Regions from separate parts of the Homo sapiens genome. Here all the other regions are linked to region 3. Evidence: chromatin contacts called from ENCODE Hi-C data. All regions are on one chromosome and are shown on one strand. The core of a region is the stretch at or near the end of the contact, and the rest is flanking DNA. Distances in the headings are between cores, read along the strand shown.

What was found. A loop is a pair of places that touch in the nucleus more often than their neighbours do. Pooled maps may share reads with other maps.
Region 1: a map of CD8-positive, alpha-beta T cell shows a loop between it and region 3 (7-fold over the local background). The contact joins the promoter of ABHD5 here to the promoter of ENTPD3-AS1 in region 3. A Hi-C loop is called at or near these places in 3 of 168 maps with a recorded cell type or tissue (CD8-positive, alpha-beta T cell, gastrocnemius medialis and naive thymus-derived CD4-positive, alpha-beta T cell) and 7 of 50 pooled maps.
Region 2: a loop to region 3 is called in a map of B cell, with 11 times the contacts of the local background. The contact joins the promoter of TCAIM here to the promoter of ENTPD3-AS1 in region 3. A Hi-C loop is called at or near these places in 6 of 168 maps with a recorded cell type or tissue (B cell, CD4-positive, alpha-beta T cell, ascending aorta and 2 more) and 16 of 50 pooled maps.

What each region holds. Positions count from the first base shown.
Region 1 is chr3:43,689,560-43,692,259 of GRCh38, reverse strand. ABHD5 (abhydrolase domain containing 5, lysophosphatidic acid acyltransferase) reads right to left here and starts at 1,322. Exons shown (of 7, transcript NM_016006.6): 1 at 1,221-1,322. The coding sequence starts at 1,267. It also overlaps a transcript of ANO10 not described here. RefSeq lists a silencer at 671-1,150.
Region 2 is chr3:44,337,436-44,340,208 of GRCh38, reverse strand. TCAIM (T cell activation inhibitor, mitochondrial) reads right to left here and starts at 1,443. Exons shown (of 11, transcript NM_173826.4): 1 at 1,375-1,443. LOC105377055 (a long non-coding RNA gene) reads left to right here and starts at 2,091. Exons shown (of 4, transcript XR_940782.4): 1 at 2,091-2,504. RefSeq lists a silencer at 1,393-1,782 and enhancers at 1,923-2,092, 1,777-2,430.
Region 3 is chr3:40,452,058-40,454,757 of GRCh38, reverse strand. It overlaps ENTPD3-AS1 (ENTPD3, EIF1B and MYRIP antisense RNA 1), which reads left to right and starts at 1,450. Exons shown (of 4, transcript NR_040100.1): 1 at 1,450-1,636. RefSeq lists enhancers at 1,557-1,626, 1,647-1,716.

The DNA of each region.
Region 1 (2,700 bases), core at 73-2,572, 3.2 Mb before region 3:
AGAATAACTTCCTTTCTAATATTTCACAATTTTTCCCCATGACATCTTTCCAAATATCCCTGTCTTCATGGTACTCCATATTCTATCATTTAGGTTATGTTTCCTAGGCAAATTTCTCCAGACGTCTGAAGTAGAACCGACGTCAAAAAATTAAATATATATGGGGGAAGTTTACTTTCCAATACAAACGACAGGCCTTGAGAAACAAGGCAATAACCTCCATAACAATTTAATTATTCCACTCATTAACTACTATTCTTCTACTAACAAGTGCAAGAAGTCATTTAGGTGTAGAAAAGAATAAACTCACTATACCTGTATATAAAAAAGTTTCACATTAGACATCTGCCCTCCAACTTCCACAGTTTCCTATACATTATGTGTGTTCTTCTAAGGCACATGCAACACACACTTCGCCAGTAAAGCCAGAATAATCCCAGAAGCGCAAACAAATAAGGGACAGTGGAGCTTGCAAGCCAAAGACCTTCATCCGAAAGATGAATTATGACATTTGAACGTGTATCTCTATCTTAAGGGCTAACTTTCTTTCTATGAAGTATCTGAAACTCACAGCCATACACCCACTTCCCTCACTCCTTCTCCCCTCCCTCCTTCCCGGCACCCCCGCCCTCCCGCCGCTTCCCGGGCGAATTCGGGCCTCTAATATCCCCTCCAAGGAAGCGCCGCCCCTTCCTACGGCTACGGGAAGGATCGTCCAGTGGCTGAGGCTGGACAGAGCACAGGTAGTACCTGTAGACGGAAGCCGCGATGGGAGGCTGACAGACCCGGTCATTTCCCGCGCCTCGCAGTCAGGTGCAGGGTCGACCGGGCACCGCCCGCCGGCGGCATTGGGGCAGGCCGGGTCCCTTGGCAGAGCCCGAGCCGGTGCGGCCGCCGCGGCCAGCTCCGTCGCCGGCCCGCGGGGTGGCTTATACAACAACGGGGCGGACCCTCCGCGCGGGGTCAAGGCGGCCTCCCGGCGCGGCCGGAGTCCGGCTCAGACACCTCGGGGCCCCGACGCTGAGGGGAGCCTCTCCCAGGCAGAGCGGCGCCGGGACGCCTCTGGGCGCCGCGCGGACTCATGCCGGGGAGGGTCGAGGAAGCCGCCCGTCGTCGCCAGGCGGGCGGCGACTCCTTGGTGCTGCCCGCTGGGCCCTAACCCGGCCCGCGCGGAGGGTGCGCGCCGGAGACACACGAAGCCCCCTGCCGGCTGCGCTTACCTCTCTCCGGTGTCGGCAGAGTCCACCTCCTCCTCCTCCGCCGCCATAGCCGCCGCCGCGCAAGCGCCGGGACTTATCTCGAAGCCGGCTGACAGGCCGACTGGGCCGCCCCGGGCTGGCGCGGCACTTAAGGCGGCGCAGGCCGCCAGCGCATGCGTCTTCCGCGCACTAGCACGGCCCGGCGGCGCGCCCGCGTTTGCGCGTGCGCGGCCTTGCCTCCGGCTTTGCGTCCGCCATCCCCAGCCAGCATGCACTAGTTCTCCCGCCCGACGCTCCCGGGTGTAAGCGCGGGGCGGGACAGTCAGCCCAGAGGGACTGGCGAGACTCACCCGAATGAGTTAGGTGTTTTAGCTAATTTGAATAATGACTGTATTCATGCATCACCCCGTCGGTGTTGGCTGTCAGGTGGCACCTTGGGGACGGAGGTGCGTCCGGTCCTGGAAGAGCCTAGCTAGTGTCCGATAGATGGTGCAGTGGCAAATGAAATGGCGTAATCGAGGTGCTGTGTGGCGTCCCGCCAGCCTTTCCCCGCGGGTTGGGGGGCCAGGGGGAGAGGGCGACTCACAGGAGCCTTCAGTCAGTTGAGCACTGCTCTAGGTGCTGATGTTACTGTAGTGGCCAGAGCCAGCAATTTCCCTCCCACTCGACTCTCTAGATACCTGGGAGGGTGAAAAGAGTCGGTGTTGGCCGGGCGCGGTGGCTCAGGCCTGTAATCCCAGCACTTTGGGCGGCCAAGGCGGGCGGATTTTCTGAGGTCGGGAGTTGGAGACCAGCCTGAGCTGAAGAAACCCCGTCTCTATTAAAAATACAAAATTAGCCGGGCGCGGTGGCGCATACCTGTAATTCCAGCTACTCGGGAGCCTGAGGTAGGAGAATCGCTTGAACTCGGGAGGCGGAGGTTGCGGTGAGCCGAGATCGCACCATTGCACTCCAGCCTGGGCAACAAGAACGAAACTCCGTCTCAAAAAAAAAAAAAAAAGTCTATGTTTAGGTACTTCGAGTTATTGAGGTGAAATGACTAACCTAAATAGCAGTATTTCTTGACCTGTTTTCAAGCCTTTTAGCAATCAGGTGCAACCTGCTTTTGGAATTCTGCCACCCACTACTACTCATCCATTTATGTTTGGTGTGTGTCTACTATGGGCTCACTTTGTTCTAGGTGCTTGAAAACAATGGGTTGAAATACTGCTCCTGTTTTGATAGATCCTACGCGAATATATTAACCTTTATTTTAGACTCAGTTCATTGTTCTCCTTCCCTGACTCTCCTCCCTCTTTTTCTCTCCTCTGAGCCCCACTGTAAACCTGTCTTTATCACCCATCTAGCTCTCAGGTTCTCAGCCTTGTGTAATTGTTACAGCTTTTAAATAAACATTATCGAATATCTTTCCAACTACACGAGAAAGTCCTCTAGGATAGGAATGGTGTCTTCTGTAATTTAGAGGGGGGAAAGCCACTTATAATCTCTTAGGCATAGTAAT
Region 2 (2,773 bases), core at 194-2,693, 3.9 Mb before region 3:
CTACACAGAAAATCAAATTACTATCAGCTGACTGAAGACACATTGCTTCAGAGTAGAGTTGGGTGCTCTCATTCAGACACTAGCTCCAAAAGTCTGGGACATCCACATCAACCGCAGGCTTCTCGTCTTCAGATAAATTCTTACATAGGTGGTTCCTGTCCATACTGCACTTAGCCCACTATACTTCCACTTGGAAAATGCTATAAAATAACTGAAGAGGTTGCACTGTCTTATCACACTTGGGAGGCATACCGAGTCTTTAACTCACCCATTCATCACCACTTATGGGCCAGGTCCTGCGTAAAGCATTGGGACTAGAAAATTATTAAGACAATTCTAATACTCAAAAGACTTTTAGAGGGAGGGGGGAGTGTAAAAACAGACACAAGCAGATAAGTATAAAACAACGCAGTAAATGCAATAATACAAACATGCACAGAATATGAGAAACTCCCAGACGCAACACTTGGAATGGGGCGGGGAGAGCTCAGGAAGGTCTTCTCTAAGGAAATGGTGCCTTTCCTGGAAGAGGGCAGAGGACCGGGAAGGATAAAATTTATTTACAAACCATTGTAAATGACTACTTTAATCTACTTAACAGTGATATTAGTTTCTGTTTCATAAAGTGAAAATTTCTAATTTTACCTAAAATCTGTTCTAAGTGAGGCATTAAATCTGTGCAGTTTCAAACCAAATTTGGTGGAAAGATACCTAAATCAGTGAAAAATCCAAATTATGGAAGAGTACACGAAAAACGGTTTTGTTTTGCTTACTTTCAACTAACACCGAGTGTGTGCCAAATAGAGCTCTCAGGATTGAGCTTTGACCATTTGGCACAACTTTTATTTGAAAGTAATTTATTTTAACAAAATTAATATCATGCCACTCTCATTTGAACTGTGACTTCCCTTAGTGACTATCTTGTACGGTTTCTGAAAGCAGTTTGTTATATCAAGGAGGGACAAAAGCGGTAATTTTCATGGCTTTTCAGTTGAATATGAACTTCTTAGAGTAGGGGAAAAAGGCAAAGAAAAAGAGCAAAAGCAGGAAATGCTATTAGATACATTAGCCTAGATTCTGTAGCTTCCTTTTCTAAATCTCGCTATATGAGATTTAGTACGTAACAATTTCCCGTAAATCAAAGACCTCGGAAAAATATAAGTCGGAAACAATAAAACCTAAATCGTCTTTGCGTTCTCATTTCACAGCGAGTTAAAATGTAGATGCGATGCGGATACTGCGTCCCCTGGCACTGCCTCAATTCAAAAGTTAGCACTTTGCGCTAAGGTGGCTCTGAGCACTCCCCTCCGACCCCGCTTCCCCCCTAGAGGAGCATGAATGCACCACCGGAGCCCCTCCCCTCTTGCTCCTTACAGTTCTGGCAAGGGTCCGACGCGAGGGCTTTGTCCGACTAGTTCCACCTCCCACCCAGTACACCAGAAGGGAGGACAGTCGCTCCGCCCGCAGGGCTGTTCGGACGCGCATGCGCACTGGGGCGTCAGCTGGCCAACCAGCGCGCGACGCACGGCCAGGCGCTCCCACCTGCCCTCGCCCCGGTGGGCGACAGGCTTTGACGGGCTCCTAGCCGCAGTGCCCTCTGAGCCCCCAACCCTGAATTCTCAGCTGGGCCCTCCCGGCTCCACCTGCCCCCAACACCCTCCCCGCTCCGGCGGCGGCAGGGCGCTCGAGGCAAGCCCGGGCAGGGGGACGAGCTGCAGGTGACGCCCTGGTTGGCTGGAGCGTGCCAGGCCTTCCCCCTACGGCGCCTGCGCACAGCCAGGGCGTGGATTCAACCTTCCGCGGTGCCCTGCCTCTAGCTGACGTCAGCACCCTGGTAACTGCTGCACCTTCGCCGCGCGCTTTGAGCCCCCGCCCCTCCGCCTTCTTACCGGCCGCCCTGAGGGGTCTCGGCGCGCTCGGCTGAGAGCTTTAGGAGGCGCGAGCGAGCACTCCGACTAGGCCGGAGGGACTCGGAAAATGATGGTCCGGCAGGTGGTGGGTCCTGACCCAAGGGCCTGCAAGGAACGGAGAAGGGCAACCGAGCACGCGCTGGATCTTGGGGAAGAAGGGGAAAGGGACTGCTGGAGGAGGCGCGCATGCGCCGTGCGGTCCTTCGCCCCGGGCGCCCTGGCAGGGGGCGAGGCTCTGCGGAACTCCCGGAGCTGGCGCCAGGGAACAAGTCTCAGTGGAGAGCCTCGAATTTTAAAAGTCTCATTTAAGTATTTCTTTTGGTTTTCCTTGTATAAATATAGCTAACTTTTAAACATTTCTTTTCCGGCTTGTGTTGTTTGCTTTGGACCCTTCAGCACCTATTTTTAAACGTTAAGCATTCCCCAGTCAGCATGAAAGTTTTACTGTTAGTTTTATTTTGTTCCTATAATTTTGATTCCCCCCAGAAACTGCCACAGATGAAATCAAGCCAATAGAATTGAAAGCAAAGATCACCTGGTGGCCATGAAGCCGACCATCCTTAGGCAGAAACTCCTTACCTGAGGAATTTAGAGGTAACTAGACTTCCCTGTTACCTAAAGCCAGCATCTGGTACCAGACTTCTTCCCTCCAAATTTAAAAGTAACTAGAATTTCTATGCATCTCCGTAATGCACGCATGTCAAAACTCATTGTGCACCCCTTGCCATCTGCTCCATGCCCCAATCAACCCCTGTCCCCTACCATCCAGATACTTTATTACCCTCACATACTTGCACAGGAGTTACATATGCCACTAGTACAAAGTCCTCAGAAAATCCCCCAAGTGTTATGCCTCTCCACAA
Region 3 (2,700 bases), core at 201-2,700:
TTGCTGCCCACGTAGGTGTTGTTTCGTTCCAGTTAGAATAAGTTCCATGAGGGCAGGACCTTTGCTGTCTTTTCTGTTTTATTTTCTCACCTTAGTCTGGTAAGGGGCTCAATAAATAGGTAGTGAATGAATCAGTCTTTAGGTCTTGTTGTCTTGCTTTATAATTTACAAAGCAAAAGATATGAATGAAGAAGAATGTTCATTTTAGCATTTTTTTTGCTACTATCTCCAAACTGGAAATTACCCAAAGGCCCATAAACAAGAGACTGGATAAATTGTGATAACAATCTATAGCAACGGAGTCTACAGCAACTACATGGAACAATGCGGATGAATTTCATAAATAACACTAACAAATAAGCTGACACAATATATCCTGTATGCTTTTATTTATATCAAATTCAAAACAGGCAAAACTAATCTACAGTTCTTATAAGTAATGATCATATTTACCTTTGGTGCAGGCAGCAGTGGCTAAAGGGGAAAAGGGGAGCTTCTGAGCTGCTGGCCATGTTGTTTCTTCATCTGGTGTTAACTACGGGAGTGTGTTATTATTTTTGTTTTAAATTTTTTTAGAGACGGGTCTTGCTATGTTGCCCAGGCTGATCTGGTACTCCTGGCCTCAAGCCATTCTCCTGCCTAAGCCTCCCGAGTAGCTGGGATTAGGGGCACGGGCCACCCCGCCTGGCTGAAGTGTTTGCTTGTGAAAATTCAGAGCCCTATCCATATGGTTTATGCGTTTTCTCACCAAATGTATGTTAACCTAAAAAGTTTTTTTTTAATGCAGTTTCCTGGCTGTACAACCAGAGAACTTTATTTGCAGGTCTGGTGAGGGGCAAGAATCTGCATATAAAAACAAGCTCTCAAACACACTTTGAACTTCCCCGAACACAATTTGAGAAACACTTTGGGACTCCCCCTACAGTTACAGAATTATTTTCTAAAGTACATTATCTTGTTATATCACTCCTGTTTAAAGTTGATTTTTATCCCCTATCTTACAGGATATAGTCCAAACTCCCTAGTCTGGCATTCAAGGCACTCCAAAATCTTACTCCCAAACACCTTCCTAGCTTTTTTCTCCGACCATTCTGCGTCTCTCATTCCTATTTCCCGCAGCATTTCATGCAGCTTGAGCCCCCTGTTTCCTAAAATGTGCTCCCCACAAGCATCTCGAGATCCCCATCCCAGGCAGCCCCAGGCAGTTTTTAAGTTTCTACCAAGCTCCACTATACTGGCAAGGCAACTTTCCCCAAGCAAGTCTTGTTTCCTTCGGAAGGTCGCAGGCGCCCAGGAATGAACAGGATAACTGCTAGTGGCTCCAGATGTCAGAAAACAGATGACCAGATCGAGCACGCGCAGATCTCTGGTTGGTCGGCTGTGTGCCTCCGGAAGGCCCGCCCTGCTCGTCCAATCACGGAGAGGGAGGGCACGTTGAGAGTGATGCCAGGAATCAAGATGGCCGCCTGGGACCGCTCTCAGCCCCTTCGGCCTCTACCTGAAGAGCCACGCCCCGTCTGCTACACCCAACTGATTGGTTCCTCAATCACAGAGAGGAAAGGCAACATGAGGATGACGTCAGTTACAAATATGGCGTTTTGGACGGGCTCGATAGTTTGCTTGGCCTCTACTCAAGGTGCGTCCGGACGTCCAATCACCAAGGGGCGCAGTCGGCTCTTAAATGTGGAGGCAGGGGCCTAGACACTCAGGCTTAGGGGATGTCAGCTGGTACTGTGTACGAGCTGTCCTGTAAACCGTCGCCCGTCCCCTGAAGCCGCGCCCCTCTTCTCTTGCTTGTTGCAAGGGACGGATGTGAAGGGCTGGGCGGGCGTCGAGCTTTGGGTTCTTGCAGTGGGTCATAGACCTGAGGGCACTAGTCCCGCGGCCCAGATGGGGGATGCGAGGGACAGTAGGAGCACGTCCACTTGTCCCACAGTCTCTGCGGTGTCACGAGGCCAGGACTGCCTGCCTGTAACCAGATTGGCCCCTGTATTTGTCAGCTTCAGCTGACTAGATATGTCTCAGTTTTGTTTGTTCAGACACTGGCGATGGGGGCGTCAGTTTAGCAGACAAAATATTTACCTGTAGCCCCAAAGAAAAAGAAACATAAGTCAGTACAAGAATCAAACCAAAAGCTGTGCAGAACCCTGACTTTCTTTCTTGTTCTTAATAACTAACCTTCCAGAGAAGTGACCTAACCCTAGTTATGACCAAATTGACATGGTAGCCATGTGCATAACTACCTGGCAACGTGGACAGGTGCATTTGTATTTAGGAGTGAAAAAATGTTTGTTGTATCAGTTTTTGAAATTTGCAATCTTAGGAACCCTGAAGCTGAGCAAGACTGTTCAAGCCCAGTCAGCCTAAGACCACCAGGGACAAACCTGTAGTCAGCAAAACCAGGTCTATCGATCTTTTTTAATGAGGGAGATTGCACACCAGAGACACCATGGGACATTTTACCAGGGGAAGGAAAATATAAAGTTACAGGATTTTGAGGAAGTGTAAAGTTTAGATGGAACTTAAATGAAGCAGGGTTTTAATAGCCTCAAAACAAAGCAGGACTGTGAAAAAGGGTCAACATCAGGCCTAGACTGCAGAGTGGACCCATTGTCCTGTTTTTTTGAAAACCTTTTCTGAAGCTTTGCAACTGGCTGCTTGTAAATTGAAGCTGTATCTCTGTGTTAAAGTGACTTAGGT